Regions from separate parts of the Homo sapiens genome. Here region 1 is linked to region 2. Evidence: read pairs that join two places in POLR2A ChIA-PET (ENCODE). Cell type or tissue: Panc1. All regions are shown on one strand. Each heading gives the region's core, and the rest is flanking DNA. Links, peaks and the distances in the headings are about the cores only.

Region 1 (8,050 bases), core at 1,306-5,305, 470 kb before region 2:
CTCCTGACCTCGTGATCCACCTGCCTCGGCCTCCCAAAGTGCTGGGATTACAGGCGTGAGCCACTGTGCCCTTCCTAATTAGCTAAATTTTATGTTATGTATATTTTGCTGCAATTAAAATTTTTCAAGTGAGGTATCTATAAGGAAAGGTGAGAAAATATGTAAGATACAAAGATAATAAAATCCAGAGCAAGAACAGTATATAAGTCCTGTTTCCTTATGTTGAAATATATCAAAATATTCAACAGAAGACCCCAGGATAGGAAAGATGTGAAATTCTAGACTGGATCATCAGGTCCGACGGATTTACAAAGAAGGTGGCCGAGGATCTCTCTCCCCAGCCTTCACCCCCTCACTGACTGTGGGAAAATAAAGGGCTTGGGGTTTGGGGAGGAGGTGTTGCAGGAGGAGCGGCAGCTCCAGCTATGAGACCTCACCCAGAGGGGGCCAATACTGCCCCTCCAGATGCCAGGCAGGGGACATGGAAGGGTTTGGGGATTCGTTGTGGGCTGGGGTGGGGGTAGCTTGCAGGGGTCTGCTTGGGTCTTGTTCCCTAGGGCCTCCTGGAGGGTGGAGTGGTCTTAGCAGCAAGAAGCTGGAGTTGGATGTTGGATTCCTGAGGGCCGAGGAAGGACTTGCAAGGGACCTCCAGAAGGAGAAGTGCATCCCCCCCAGGGTCAAGAGTGAGGGAGCCCTGCAGCAATGGCCATCTGTGGGACATCTGTGACACTGTCAGCTGGAAGCCAGCAGGATGGCGGCAGCTCAAGTGAGACCCTTCCCCTCCCCTTACTATCTCCACAGCCCCCACTTGTGGGGGAGGGGAGGAGGTCCAGAGAAGGAGCCCCCCAAACTGCCTCCCCAGGACAGGCCCCAGCTGGGCAAGGGGAGAAGGTTTAAACCTAGATCCAATTGGGAGTTTGGATTAATAGCTTGACTGGACATTTTAAATTTGAGTTGAGACCATGTTTGTGACTTAAAGTGATGGTAGAACTGTCTTATGTAAGAATTGGGGCCAGGCACACTTTGGGAGTCCGAGACAGGTGGATCACTTGAGGTCAGGAGTTCGAGACCAGCCTGGCCAACATGGCAAAACCTGCCTCTACTAAAAATACAAAAATTATCCAGGCATGGTGGTGTGTGCCTGTAGTCCCAGCTACTTGGGAGGCTGGGGCAGAAGAATCGCTTGAACCTGGGAGGCAGAGGTTGCAACGAGCAGAGGTTGCCCCACTGTACTCCAGCCTGGATGACAAAGTGAGTGAGACTTCGTCTCAAAAAAAAGAGTTGGTCCCATTCTCCAGTGGGCTAGCCTTGGCTTGTCTCATGGTGGAGGAGGCTGGCGGGGGTGGGTCAGGTTCAGGGGGGTGGGGGAAGGTGGGGAGCAGAGGGTGGGAGAGAGAGAGAGAGAGAGACTGCAAGGACTGCATTCTTTTTGAGGCTCAGGCTCAGAACTAGCACAAGGTCACTTCCACCACATTCAATGGACCAAAGAGAGTCCCAAAGCCAACCCACATTGGAGAGAACGAAGGCAAAGTCACATTGCAAAGGGGTGTGGAAACAGATAGTGGTGCAGAATCTGGCCCGCTTTCATAATCAGTCCACTGGAAGACTTTGTTTTCCTCGCAAGGAAGGTTGGAAATGTAGACTCACTGCTTGTCCAGGCAGAAGAGGAAATGAGTTCAGGGAAGAGCTTGCCAGTCCCCAGCCTTTGCCCAGCCCCCTACTCATGCACATTTAGGCACACACCTACTGTGTGCTCAGCCCAGCAGGGTAGATTAGAGAGAGCGAGGGCGTCGGGATAGAGGGCCTGATTCCCCAACCGGGTGACTATCACTTCCGGTCTCATGACCTCCATGTTCTCATCTGTAAAATGGGGATAAACATCCTCATCATCTCTCCTGCCATTGGTATGGTGGTGACAAAAAACACTTTATCGATTCATGAAAGTCATCAGACAAAGTGGATGATGCTGTCCCTGCCCTCAAAGGTGTTAAATAAAGAAGATGAGAATTCAATACATGTCCCCAGCTCTGGTGAGACTGTAGGGGTTGTGTTAACAAGGGAGGGAGAGACATCAGAGAGCTGTTGGCAGGGGAGAGCCCTGTGGCCAAGCCTTGACAGATGGTGAACAGAATCTGGAAAGACAGAGGGCATGGGGCATGGCAGGGTGTGGAAACAGCACACTTGCAAAAGTGTGGAGGCTGGACACATGTGATATAAGGCAGGGTCCCCTACCCCATGATTCAAAGCAGAAATTCGCAAAGACTTTGATGTAGGCTGGGCTGGGAGTTGACTACACTTGCATGCCTGTTGCTTGGCAGGATGGCTTTCAAAAAAGAAAAAAATATAATAATGAAAGATTGAAAACAGATTATTGGGGAGAAAAGTATCCCAGGCGCTAGACGGCTGTCTCTGCAGCCTCTGGCTCCTGTCCCACCCATTCCCCGGCCCTGACGCAAGGCTGGCTGGAAGAAGGTGTTCTCGAGATTGTTCAGGCTGAGGGCCTGACTGGCAGGAGACTGAAGCCTACCCCATTCCTGCCTGGGTGCCAAGCTCTGCATGAGGTTTAAATATACCCACAGCCTGACACTATGCCCTAGATCATGCTAAATGTTTCCATACTCCTTGAATTCTCTTCTCAAGGTTCATTTATTGTCCCCATTTTTCAGATCAGTAAACTGAGGCCCAGAGAGGTTAACTGGTTTGCCCACAGTCACACAGCCAGACAAGTTTGAGTATGTCTGATTCTATTGCCTTATTCCAGGTTTGGGATACAGGCAGAGTAGGGAGAGGTTTAGGATGGTAAAGAAGAATGTTCCAGGAGGAACAGAGTTAGTGTAAGGGCAGTCTAATCTAGAGTCAGAATTTGGAGCTGTTTGTTACAGCAGCATGACCTAGCCTATCCTGACTGATACAAATCATGGTAAACTAATTTATATGTCCTGAAAAATATTAGAACTTAGCATCTACCTCTTAGGAGAGCTTTTTTTTTTTTTTTTAACTTTTACATTTTGGCAAAACACACCGAACATAAAATTTACCATCTAAGCAATTTTAAATGTACAATGCATGGCTTTAAGTACATTCACATTATTGAGTTTCTATCACCATCCTTCCACAGAACTCGTCATCTTGCAAAACTGAAATTCTAAACCCATTAAGGAAACTTCTCATTTCCCCCTCCCCAGCCCCTGGCAATTCCACTTTCTGTCTCTATGAATTGGACTACTTTTGACAGATACCTCCTATAAATGGAATCACACAGTATGCATCTTTCTGTGACTGATTTATTTCACTTAGCATAATGTCCTCAAGCTTCATCCCTGTTGTAGCATGTATCAGAATTGCCTTCCTTTTTTAAGGCTGAAAATCTTCCATTGTGTGGATACACTATATTTTGCTTATCCACTAATCTATCAATGGACACTTGAGTGCCTTTCACCTTTTGGCTATTGTGAATAATCTGCTATGAACATGGACACACGAATATCAGAGGCAGCCTTTTCAAGCAAAGGGTTTTTGGGGAAAAAGCCACTGTCCAGGACTCTAGGCTTGGCCACTAACTTGCTGTGTAGCTGTGGGCACATTGCTTCCTGCATCGTGTATGGCAATTCTAACTCTCTCCACCTTCACTGCCTACTCACAGCCGTGTGCTGGGGACCAGATTAGACCATGGACTATGAAACTCTCAGCAAAGAAAAAGCCACGAGGGGCTGTTATTGTTATTACTCAGTGGGGTCAGGGCAGTGGCTTCCCAAAGGCATGAGTCACTCATGGTGGAATTCCAGACATCAGGAGGGCCGTTCTGGGCAGCAGAGCCCAGATTCCAGACAGAGCAGTGACCCTGACCCGGAGCCCCTAGGGGAGCCACACCCTTTCTCTTTGGCCACTGGCTGCTGTGAGGAAGGAGTCAGTGAATGTCATAATCATATGGGCACTTAGGGTGAGAGCCTCCAGTCCCACTGCCTCACGTAACTATTTAAGGAGGCTCAGAAAGGGTCATGCACTTGCCCAGAGTCACACAGCTAGACAGTGGTGGAAGCTGGCCTGGGTCAGATTTGGACATCTACAGAAGCCCTTCTCCTCCCTGCTCGCACCCCTCTTAGCCCCAGCATGTGAGGAAGGCAGCTGTCTCCCTGAGCTCCGTCCTTCTATGCCTTGGGTTTAGCCATGTTGACTGCTGTAACAAATAACTCCAAAACCTCAGTGGCTTTGCATTATAAATGCTTGGTTCTTTCTCACATCAAACTGCAATAAGTCTTGACAGGAGGGCTCTGTTTTCTGCAGGTCATATAGGGATTGAGACTTTTCCTATTTGTGGCTTTCCTCATTCTCAGAGTCCTCTCCATTCAGCAGGCAGATGGCAGAAAGATTGTGGGTAGAAGATTTTTATAAGCCAGACCTGAAATCAGTACAATTATTTTTGCTTACATCCCATTGGCCAGAGCTCAGTCACATGACCACATCTAACTGCAAAGAAGGCTGGGAAATGTATCCCACATGTGTGCCCAGGAAGAAGAAGATGGCTATTGGTGAGCCTTGGTAGTCTTCCACAAGAACATGACCCAGTTCTGGCCAATAAAACATAAAGAAAGTATGCTGGGACAGGAGGTTTGAGAAGGGCTGGCCTCAATTATTATATAAAAAGGGGTGTGGGGAAGGTCCCCTATTCTTTCCCTTTAAGTGGTTGCATGAGGATGCGATGTCTGGAACTTTGGCAGCCATGTTGAGAGCATGACGGGCCAAGCCTCAGGGCTACAGCCAATATACTGAGGGTGCTGAAGCCAAAATGCGGGTCCTAGATGACATCACTGAACCTCTGAATGAACCAAAACTGGAGCCACGTAACCTCCAGATTTCTTGACTGCGAAGGCACCTATTATTGAATTCAGGAGTAATAGGGTATTCTATTACTTGCAGCCTAAAACATCCTAGCTGATTGACACTCAGGTGCAAATGCTGAAAACAGCTAAGAGGACAAGGTTAAGCCATGCCAGCTGTTACAACGAATAACTCCAAAACCTCAGTGGCTTTGCACTACAAATACTTGGTTCCCTTGAAACCCCTCCTCTGCTTGAAGTTAGGTAGAGCCAAGTAACATAGCTTTGGCCTACTCTGGATGTTGTGCTTTTTTGGGGAAGTTGGGGACAGAGCAGCAGTTCAAGCACAAAATGACCTGGCTGCTTTGTGCCAGGTCCTTTATACACACAGTGTATACACGGGAGCAAAATGCCTGGACTCAAATCTTGAGTCTGCCACCTCACCAGCCATGTGACCTTGGGCAAAGTCAATCAACCTCACTGAGCCCTAGTTTCCCCATTGAAAACATTGGGGTGATTATAAATATTCTACCCACAGAGTAAAGGATTAAATGTCCAATTCAGATAAAGAACTTGGCACATTATCTGTAAATAAACACTTAAAAGATTCTGACCAGAGCCTGGTGGGATGTGAGTAATATCAACCCCACCTTAGAGATGGGGAGTCTAGGGTTCAAGGAAATGAAGTCCAAGGACATATAAATAATAAGAGACAGAGCCTGGATTTTAATACAGACCTAATTGAACACCTGCTATGTGCCAGGCATTGTGTGAGGTGTTTAGATATATTATCCCATTGAACATACTAGCAATCCTGCATGGGAGGTATTATTATTATCATTATTGTTATTCCTATTGGACAAATGAGAAAGCCAAAACTCAGAGAAGTGAAAAGACTTGCCTACAGGCCAGGTCAAGATGCAGTACTTGAACCTAGGCTGAGTCCAAGCCTTTATTCTTTCCACCATGTATAAGCCTCCCTAACAGAAGCCCACCAGACTATTATAGTGGAATTGTAGGCATCAGAGGAGTAATACATTTGGCTCCCATGGCTATTCAGGGTTCCCTGAAGTCATCCCCAAAAGCTGGCTGCCAGTCCAGCCTGTCACCAAGGTTGTCCTGGTGATGGCTTTACCCTCACTCCTCCAGTAGAATAACTGGGCCCTGGAGTGGATGGTCCTGAGGGAGGAAGTTTGGCTCACTTGATAAAGCAGAACTTTCAAACACTTTGAGCTCATCCATGATGGAATAGGCTGCCTTGGGATGCGATGAGTTCTGTGGTCCTGGGAGGATACAAGCAGAGAAAGTCTGGTGGCCACCTGCAAGGAAGATTATTAAGACAGTTACTGCATAGAAAGTGAAATTAGATTCAAAGACCTTTCAGGTTTGAAATCTGTGGTTGCAAGATTCTCAGGTCCCATTTTCTCAGATTCCAGTCTAAGATTACATGATACTCAAAATCCAGGAATCTAAGGCTGCACGAGTTTTCTCCTTGGATTTTTTGTTCCCTATTTAGGCAGTTAGACTGCAGAACATCTACTGACTCAGGAAACAGATGTGTTAGTAAAAGCAGAGAATACATTTCTGGGTTTCAAAAACACCCCTTCCTCCCAGGAAAGAACATTCCTAAGAGACTTGGGCATCTTGAACACCTAATGAATCTGAAAGAGGCTCTCACTTTCTGTGACTGTCTTTAGGGACTGTCCACAAATACTCTGTTTCTTTTCCTTTTAGGGTGCCTTAGTCTGTTCAGGCTGCTACAGCAAAACATCTTAGACTGGGTAATTTATAAACAACAGAAATTCATTGCTCACAGTTCTGGAGGTTGGGAAATTCAAGATCAAGGCTCCAGCAGACTCAGTGTCTGGTGGGAGCCTGTTTCTTATAGATGGTGACTTCTGTGTGTCCTCACATGGCAGAAGGGACAGATGGGCTCCCTCAAGCCTCTTTTACAAGAACACTAATCCCATTCATGGGTGGAGCCCTCCTGACCTAATCAACTTCCAAAGGCCCCACCTCTTAAGGCTATCACTGTGGGGATTAGGTCTCAACATCTGAACTTTGGGGAACACATTCAGACCACAGCACAGGCCCATAGTAGGATTTCCACTTGAACTCCCTCCTCTGCTTGAAGTTAGGTACAGCCAAGTAACAAGCTTTGGCCAATGAAATGTGTGCAGAAGTGAAGTGTGCCACTTCCTGGGGGAGACTTTAGGAGCCAGTCTGTGGCTTGATGCTTTCTCTTGCCCTCTGCTGTGCAACAGTTGAAATGGTGGTTGTTCTATCAGCTGGGATCCAGGAGCAAGGAGACACAGAGCAGCGCAGCAGCTGCCCAGCAGGGGACGTGCATCAGGAGCCACTGAGAAACAGGACTTGAGCGTTGCTGTTACTGTAGCAGAACTCACCCTACCCTGACTGATGCACAGCTCTCCCCTCCCCTCCCTCCTTCCTCCCATCTAAGAAGGCTGGGAAGGAGGTCAGAGAAAAAGCTATGAGTGAGCATATTTTGGATTTTGTTGGTCAGTGGGCCCCAGAGAGCTTTGAAGAATTCAGAAGCAGAGAGCAGGGAGGATCTCAAGAGATAAAATGGCCAAGAGGGCCAGAGACAACCTCACGCCTAGATACAATTGGGGAAAAAAAATGAATGGAGCTGGGAAAGTGATGGGGTTGGGGAAAAAAATCCCAATTGAATAAGATGAATTTTCTGCCCACATATGGAATGGAGCATTGAAATGAGAATGAATTTAAAATAGATTACATTTCCAGCCCATCTGAATTTCAGACTGAGAATATCTGCTGCACATAATTCAAGATCCCACAGTCTCAAGAGGCTTGGGTCCTGGGCTTTGACAATGACTCTTTTCCTGGGCAGAAGGTTGTACATGGACACTGGGAGCACCTAGGCCTGGAAGCTGGGAGAACTAGGCTCTCCTGTCTGATGTCACTTTCCCTGTCACTTTCCCAGGGAGGCCTTCCCTGACTGCCTGACTTAAAAGGAACTTCCTCTACCACCCTGGCCATTCTCTATTCCTCTTCTTAACATCAATTGACACACCACAAGTTTTCATTTTTTTTTTTTTTTTTTCTTGAGATGGAGTCTCACTCTGTCACCCAGGCTGCACCCAGGCTGGAGTGCAGTGGCACGATCTCAGCTCACTGCAACCTCCACCTCCCAGGTTAAAGCGATTCTCCTGCCTCAGCCTCCCGAATAGCTGGGACTACAGGCACGTGCC
Region 2 (8,050 bases), core at 1,956-5,955:
AAGCAGCAAAAGAGATACAAATCATCATGTATAAGGGAACCCTCATAGACTAACAGCAGATTTCTCAGCAGAAAACTTGCAGGCCAAAAAGAAGTAGAATAACTTATTCAAGGTCCTGAAAGACAAAATTGTCAACCAAGAATACAGTACCCAGAAGACCTGTCTTACAAAACATGCTGAAGAGAGTTTTCAAGCTGAACAAAAAGGATGCTGATAAGATTCATGAAATAAAATGAAAATATAAAACTCATTGGTAAAAGTAAGCACACTGTCAAATTGTAAACACTTTAATACTGTAATGGTGGTGGGCAAATCATTTATACCTCCAGTACAAAGATTAAAAAGAAAATATATTAAAAACAAATAGAGGTACTATAATTTGTTGAGGGATACAAAATTATAAAAAGATATATATTGTGACTTCAAAAATATAAACATGGGAAGAGAGGGAGCAAAAACTAGAGGTTGTATGTGTTATCAAAATAAAGTTGTTATCAATTTAAAATAGGCTGTAATAAGTATGTCTTATGCAAACATCAGGGCAACCCCAAGCCACACCTTATAATAGCTGTAAAATAAATAAAAAAGAAAAGATCCAAAGAATACCACTAGAGAAAGTCATCAAACCACAAAGGAAGAAAACAAAAGAGGAAGAAAGGAACGAAGGATCTACAATTGAACCAGAAGACAATTAACAAAACGGCAATAGTAACCCTTTACCTATCAATAATTACTTTAAGTGTAAATGAATAAAATTATCCAATTAAAAGTCATAGAGTGTATGAATAGATGAAACAAAGACTCAATTCGATGCTGCCTACAAAAGACTTATTTTACCTTAAGGAAGACTTATAGACTGAAGGTAACATCTTTTTATTATAAAAACTTGCAAGAAATGAGGTATAGAAGAAATGTTCCTCAATGCAATAAAGGCCATACATGACAAGCCAGAACTAAAATCAAGATGGTGAAAGGCTTTTCCACTAAGATCAGGAACAAGACAAGAATGCACTCTCCCACCACTTGTCAACATAGTATTGGAAGTCCTAGTCAGAGAAATTAGGGACCAGAAAAAATAAAAGGCATCCAAATAGGAAAGGATGAAGTGAAATAGTCTCTGTTTGCTGATGTCATTATCTTATATATAAAAAATCCAAAAATACTACAAAAATCAGTTGGAACTGATAAATAAATCCAGTAATGTTGCAGGATACAAAATCAACTTGCAAAATTCAGTAGTGTGTCTAAACACAGTTCAATGTTTAAAACTGTCTGAAAAAGAAATTTAAAAAACAATCCCATTTATAATAGCATAAATACTTAGGAGCAAATTTAACAAAAAATAAAATATCTGTATATTGAAAACTAGAAAACATTGATTAAAAAAACTGAAGATGACACAAGTATATGGAAACATATACCATATTCATTAATCAAAATAATTAATAGTGTTAAATTGTTCATACTTAAAGTGATCTACAGATTCACTGCTATCCCTATCAAAATTCATGTCATTCTTTACCAAAATAGAAAATACGATCTTAAAGTGTGAATGGAACTAAAGGAGCCCCCCAATAACCAAAAGAATCCTGAACAAGAAGAACAAAGCAGGAGGCATCACACTGCCAGATTTCAAAATATATTGCACAGCTATAGTAATCAAAACATCATAGTATTGGCATTAAAAACAGACATTTTGGCTAATGAAATAGCATGAGGAATAACCCCACATATCTACAGTAAATTGATTTCTGACAAAGGTACCAATAAGACACAATGAAGAAATGGGAGTCTCTTCAATAAGTGGTGTTGGGAAAATGCAATATCTACATACAGAAGAGTGAAAATGGACTCTTATCTCACCCCTTACACAAGCATCAATTTTAAATGTATTACAAACCTAAATGTAAGACCTGAAACTATAAAACTATGAGAAGGGACAAATACTGCAAAAGAAAAACTCCATGACATTGATCTGAATGGAGATGTATTGAATATGATGCCAAAAACACAGACAATGAAGACAAAGATACACAAAGGGTTTGTTTTTAGAGAAAAGCTCTCACTCTGTCACTCCATTGCCTATGCTGGAGTGAAGTGGCATGCTCACAGCTCACTGCAGTCTTGACCCCTGGGCCTGAGGGATTCTCCTGCCTCAGCCTCCCTAGTAGCTGGGATAATGTCTAGCTAAGTAAAAAAAAAAAAAATTTAGTAGACAGAGGGTCTTGATATGTTGCCCAGGCTGCTCTCTAACTGTGAGACCCCATCCCCCAACCTGGCCAATGACCACTGCCTTGGCCTACCAAAGGGCTGAAATTACAGGTATGAGCTACTGCTCTAAGTCAAGACTTAACTTTTTGATGGGCTGGTGGATTCAGTTTGCTAGTAATTATATTGAGGATTTTTGGGTATATGTTCATCAGGAATACTGGCTGGAAGTTTTCTTTTTCTACATGTCTCTGCCAGATTTTGGGATCAGAATGATGCTGGCTTCATAGAAAGAGTTAGGGAAGAGTTGTCCTAGATTTTTTTGGAATAGTTTCACTAGGATTGGTAGGACCTCTTCTTTGTATTTTTGTTAGAATTTGGCTGTGAATCCACCTGGTCTAGGGCTTTCATTGGTAGGTAGGGTTTTTTAAAAAATTACTGATTCAATTTCAGAACTAGTCTTTGGTCTATTTAAGTTTTCACTTTCTTCCTTATTCAATCTTGGGAGGTCATTTGTTTCCAGAAATGTATCCATTTTCTCTAGATTCTCTAATTTATTTGCATATGTTTATAACCGTCTTTGAGGATATTTTCTATTCTCGTGGGATCAGTTTTAATATCATCTTTGTTATTTCTGATTGTGTTTATTTGGATATTCTCTTTTTGTCTTTGTAATCTAGCTAATGGTCTATCAATCTAGTTTATTCTTTCAAAGAACCAACTTTTGGTTTCGTTGGCTTTTGTATGACTTTTTACATCCTAATTTTATTCAGATCTACTTATTTTAGTTATTTCTTTTCTTCTACTAGCTTTGGGTTTGGTTTGCTCTTGTTTTCCAAGTTTCTCTCAGTGTGATGTTATATTGTTAATTTGAGATCTTTCTATCCTTTTGGTTTAGGTCTTCAGTGCTATAAACTTTCCTCTTAACACTGCTTTAGCTGCATCCCAAATTATTTTAATAATGTTGTTTTTGTCTATTTTCATCAATTTCAAAGAATTTTTAAATTTCTCACTTAATGTTGGGAAAATGGAATATCTACATAGAGAAGAGTGAAAACAGACTCTTATCTCACCCCTTATACAAGCATCAATTTTAAATGTATTACAAACCTAAATGTAAGACCTGAAACTATAAAACTATAGCTTTCTTCATTCAGGAGCAAGTTGTTTAATTTCTGTGTAATTATTGACATCTTGACTGTGTAAAGTCTTACTATTTAGGATCATCATACATGTTTATTCAAGCATTTTTAATGTACCTCTGAAAACAGAACATTGGCCAGTAGACCTCATGTTTTTCTGGATATGATGGCAAAGGCCAGAAAGCTAAGGTGTGGGCTCCAGTGCTGCCTATTGCTCCAGAAGTGCCACCTGTCTTGACCCAGGAGACTCCAGAGAGACTATTGTTTGTCCAACCCAGTCCCATCAGGACATCTGTTCACTCATCTCCCATTACAGCTGCCTCTACTGCCAGTGTCCTAAGGATGAGGACCACCATTGGGACCAAGAAGCTGCTGGCTTTCATATTGTCAGTAAGGTGCTTGACAAAGAGCTGAGACCAAATCTGTCTTTATGCAGTCCCAGCTTGGCCTGGCTCCAGGGGTGGGTCTGGTATTTACAAGGAACAAGACATAGCCTTAGCTCTATCAGGAAATATCCACCCCTTTATGGAGGGCCCTGGAATCTTTACCCAAAAATTATTCACTGGGATAAGCGACAGACATTACATTACATCACATCACCACTGATTCTCCCAAGAGCTTTTCTACTTTCTTGCAGAGAAGAAGTGCTGGCTCACTTCTCAGGCAACATTGCAATCAAATTCTTAATATTTTCAAACACTCTGAGACCCAAGAATAGAAGAGAGTTACCCAAGGTCATTCAGCTACTCACTGGGAAATCCAGTCTTGATTATAAAGCCAGGGTGTTTCCCTATTATGTCCTCATCCTACAAACCCCACCCAGATCTACCCTATCATTTTACTCCTCCCAGTATCACACTGGGCTTTTCTTTCCTTCTTCTCTGGTCTTGAGAAAAACTTTGTAAGGAAGTTTGTTTTAAAAGCTTAATGGCTAATCATTGTGAAACTCTAAGCACAAGAGAAAGAAAAAATGTACTAATGAGATTCAAAATATTTGGGAAGGCAAGAGAAAGTATCAGTAAACTTCAAGATATGTCTTTTGAAATGATCCCATCTGTAGAACAAAGGAAAAAGGAAGAAAAAAGAACATGCCTGAGAATACTGTGGGACATCATCAAGCTTACCTACATAGGCATAATGGAAGTCCCAGAACAAGAAAAACACAAAGGGGAAGAAAAAATATTTGAAGTAATAATGGCAATAGTCACATTCTTGATGATATATGTGACTCTATATTTCCGTGAATCTCAAAGAACTCCAAGCAGTATAAACTTAAAGAAACCTACATTTATGCATATTATATCCAATTGTTGAAGCTCAAAGACAAAGGGAGAAGCCATAAAGCAGCAAGAGAGAAGTAACTCACTACATACAATAGATTCTTAAGATATTAGCTTCAGATTTCTTGCCAGAAACCATGTTTGTCAGAAGGCAATGAGAAAACATTTTCAAAGTGCTGAAAAAAAAACCTATCAGCCAAGAATTCTGTATGTAGCATAATTATCCTTCAAAAATGAAGGAGAAATGAAGACATTCCTAGTATAAAAAAGTGAGAGTTTGTAGTTAGGAGACTTACTCTATAAGAAATGCTAAAGGGAGTTCTTCAGGCTGAAATGAAAAGAAACTAGACACTATTCAAAGTCATACAAAGAAAGAAAGAACACTGGTAAAAGTAACTACATAGGTAAATATAGAAGCCAACATTATGAATTACTTGTAACTTCCCACTTTTCTATAAGATTTAAAGGCAAATGCATGAGAATATTATTATAAAGCTCATTAATGGGTACATGATGTGACAATAAAAACATATAGAAGGTTATACTAATGTGTGAGTGAGCATGAATCCCACTGCCACTGCTCAATGAAGTGCTTTGGCCAGTACCACACATTGGAATATTATGGCCAGAGGACTGAGAACACCTCAGCAATCCAGAGCAGCAGGTTTCTAACTTTGAGGGGCCCAAGAATAAAGCTAGGGGCCTGTTACCACCCCCACTCCAGAGTTAGAGCATGCAGTCCAGGGGTCCTGAACTGAGCCTTGGGCCTTAAAATCATGCCAGAAATGAACCCAGTTGACTGAACTCAACTTATAGCAAAATCAACCACCCAAGGGCATCAAAGAAGATAAAAGCAAACAAAACAAAAAACAACTCATCCAAAGGACAGCAACTTCAAATGTTGAAGGAACATTGCCTGCAAAGATGAGAAAGAACCAACGCAAGAACTCTGGCAACTCAAAAGGTGGCAGTGTGTTTTTACCTCCAAATGACCATATTAGTTTTCCAGAAATGGTTCTTAACCAGGCTTAAATGGCTGAAATGGCAGAAATAGAATTCAGAATATGGATAGGAATGAAGATGATTGAGATTCAGGAGAAAGTAAAAACCCATTCCATGAAATCTTAGGAATACAATAAAATGATACCAGGAATAAAGATATAGTGGCCATTTCAAGAAAGAACAAAACTGATCTGATAGAACTGAAAATCTGACTTCAAGGTTTTCAGAATACAATTGCAAGTAGAATCAACCAAGATGAGGAAAGAATCTCAGAGCTTAAGACCTCAAAGCTATTTTGGTTCTTCAAAATAACTCAGTCAGACAAAAATAAAATGAAAACGATTATGAAGAATGAGGAAAACCTCCAAGAAATATGGGAATATGTAAAGAGACCAAATCTGTGACTCACTGGTGTTCCCGAAAGGAGGGAGAGAAAGTGAGGAACTTGGAAAACATATTTGAGAATATTACCCACGAAAATTTGCCCAACCTCACTAGAGAGGCCAAGATTCAAATTCAGGACATGTAGAGAACCCCTGCAAAATATCATACTAGATGACCAATCCCAAGATGCATAATCATCAGATTCTCCAAGATCAAAATAAAAAAAAAATGTTAAGGGCAGCTAGAAAGAAGAGGCAGGTCACCTACAAAGGGAAGCCCATCAGGCTAATGACAAACCTGTCAGCAGAAACTATACAAGCCAGGAGAAATTGGGGGCCTATATTCAGCATTTTTAAAGAAAAGAAATTCCAACCGAGAATTTAATATCCAGCCAAACTAAGCTTCATAAGTCAAGGAGAAATACAATCTTTTTCAAGGAAGGAAATGCAAAGAGAATTCATTACCACCAGACCTGCCTTACAAAAGGCCCTAAAGGGAGTGATAAATATGGAAAGAAAAGACCATTACCAGCCACTAAAAAACACACTTAAGTACATAAACCATTGACACTATAAAGCAACCACACAACCAAATTTTGTATTAACCAGGTAACAATACAATGACAGGATCAAAACCACACCTATCTATATTAACCTTGAATGTAAAAAGGCTAAATGTCCCAATTAAAAGGCACAGAGTGGTAAGTTGGATAGAGAACCAAGACACAACTGTATGCTGTCTTCAAGAGTCCATCTCACATGCAATGACACCTATAGGCTCAAAGTAAAGGGATGCAGAAAAATCTACCAAACAGACACAACACAGAAAAAGCCAGGTGTTCCTATTCTAATTTCAGGCAAAACAGACTTTAAACCAATAGAGATTAAAAACACACACACACACACAAAGAAGGGCATTAGAGAATGGTGAAAGGCTTAGTTCAGCATGAAGACCTAGCTCTGCTAAATATATATGCATCTAGCACAGGAGCACCCAGATTCCTAAGTCAAGCTCCTAAAGACCTATGAAGAAACTTAGATAACCACACAATAATAGTGGGAGACTTTAACACCCCACTGACAGAATTAGACAGATCTTTGAGGCAGAAAATAACAAAGATATTTGGGACCTGAACTCAACACTGAACCAAATGGACCTAACAGATATCTACAGGACTCCCCACCCAAAACCAACATAATACTCACTCTTCTCATTTGCACTTGCCACATACTCTAAAATTGACCTCACAATTTGACATAAAACAATCCTCAGCAAATTCAAAAACACCACATTCATACCAACCACACTCTTGGACCACAGCACAATAAAAATAGAAATCAATGCAAAGAAAATTGCTCAAAGCCATGCAATTACATGGAAATTAAACAACCAGCTTCTTAATGATGTCTCAGTAAATAATGAAATTAAGGCAGACATCAAGAAATTCTTCAAAACTAGTGAAAAAAAAATACAGCATACCAGAATCTGTGGGACATAGCCAAAGCAGTGTTAAGGGAAAAGTTTATAACACTAAATGCCCACATTAAAAAGTTAGAAAGATCTCAAATTAACAACTTAAGATTACAACTAGAGGAACTAGAGAAACCAGAGTAAACCAACACCAAATCTAGCAGAAGACAAGAAGTAACAAAAGTAAGAGCTGAACTGAAGGAAATTGAGACACAAAAAAACACGCAAAATTCAATGAATCCAGAAGCTGTTTCCTTAAAAGAATAAAGAAGATTGATATATTATTAGCTAGGGGGATAAAGAAAAAAAGAGAGAAGATCCAAGTAAACACAACCAGAAATCACAAAGGGGATGTTATCACTAACCCCACAGAAATACAAACAACTCTCGGAGACTACTTGGAACACTCTGCAGACAAATTAGAAAACCTAAAGCAAATGGATAATATTCTAGAATTGTACAACCTTAAGATTCAATCAGAAAGAAATTGAATCCCAAAAGCAATGGCAACAAAAGCCAAAATTGACAAATGGGATCTAATTAAACTAAAGAGCTGCTGCACCG

The links. Peaks named below come from ENCODE experiments on the same cell type or tissue, not always from the same donor. Only the 100,000 strongest peaks of a DNase experiment are listed, where the experiment ranks them.
Region 1: POLR2A ChIA-PET joins it to region 2 with 5 read pairs; 2 of 35 experiments call an interaction of 5 or more read pairs at or near these places.

What each region holds. Positions count from the first base shown.
Region 1 is chr20:44,689,372-44,697,421 of GRCh38, forward strand. No RefSeq gene overlaps it. Among named protein-coding and RNA genes, the nearest start is that of LINC01260, 22 kb to the left of the region's middle. RefSeq lists a silencer at 7,099-7,148 and an enhancer at 7,839-7,888. In Panc1, for the core only: no CTCF peak of the experiment used is centred there; a DNase peak (open chromatin) is centred at 3,750; H3K27ac peaks cover 3,888 bases.
Region 2 is chr20:45,159,463-45,167,512 of GRCh38, forward strand. No RefSeq gene overlaps it. Among named protein-coding and RNA genes, the nearest start is that of PI3, 11 kb to the right of the region's middle. In Panc1, for the core only: no CTCF peak of the experiment used is centred there; no DNase peak of the experiment used is centred there.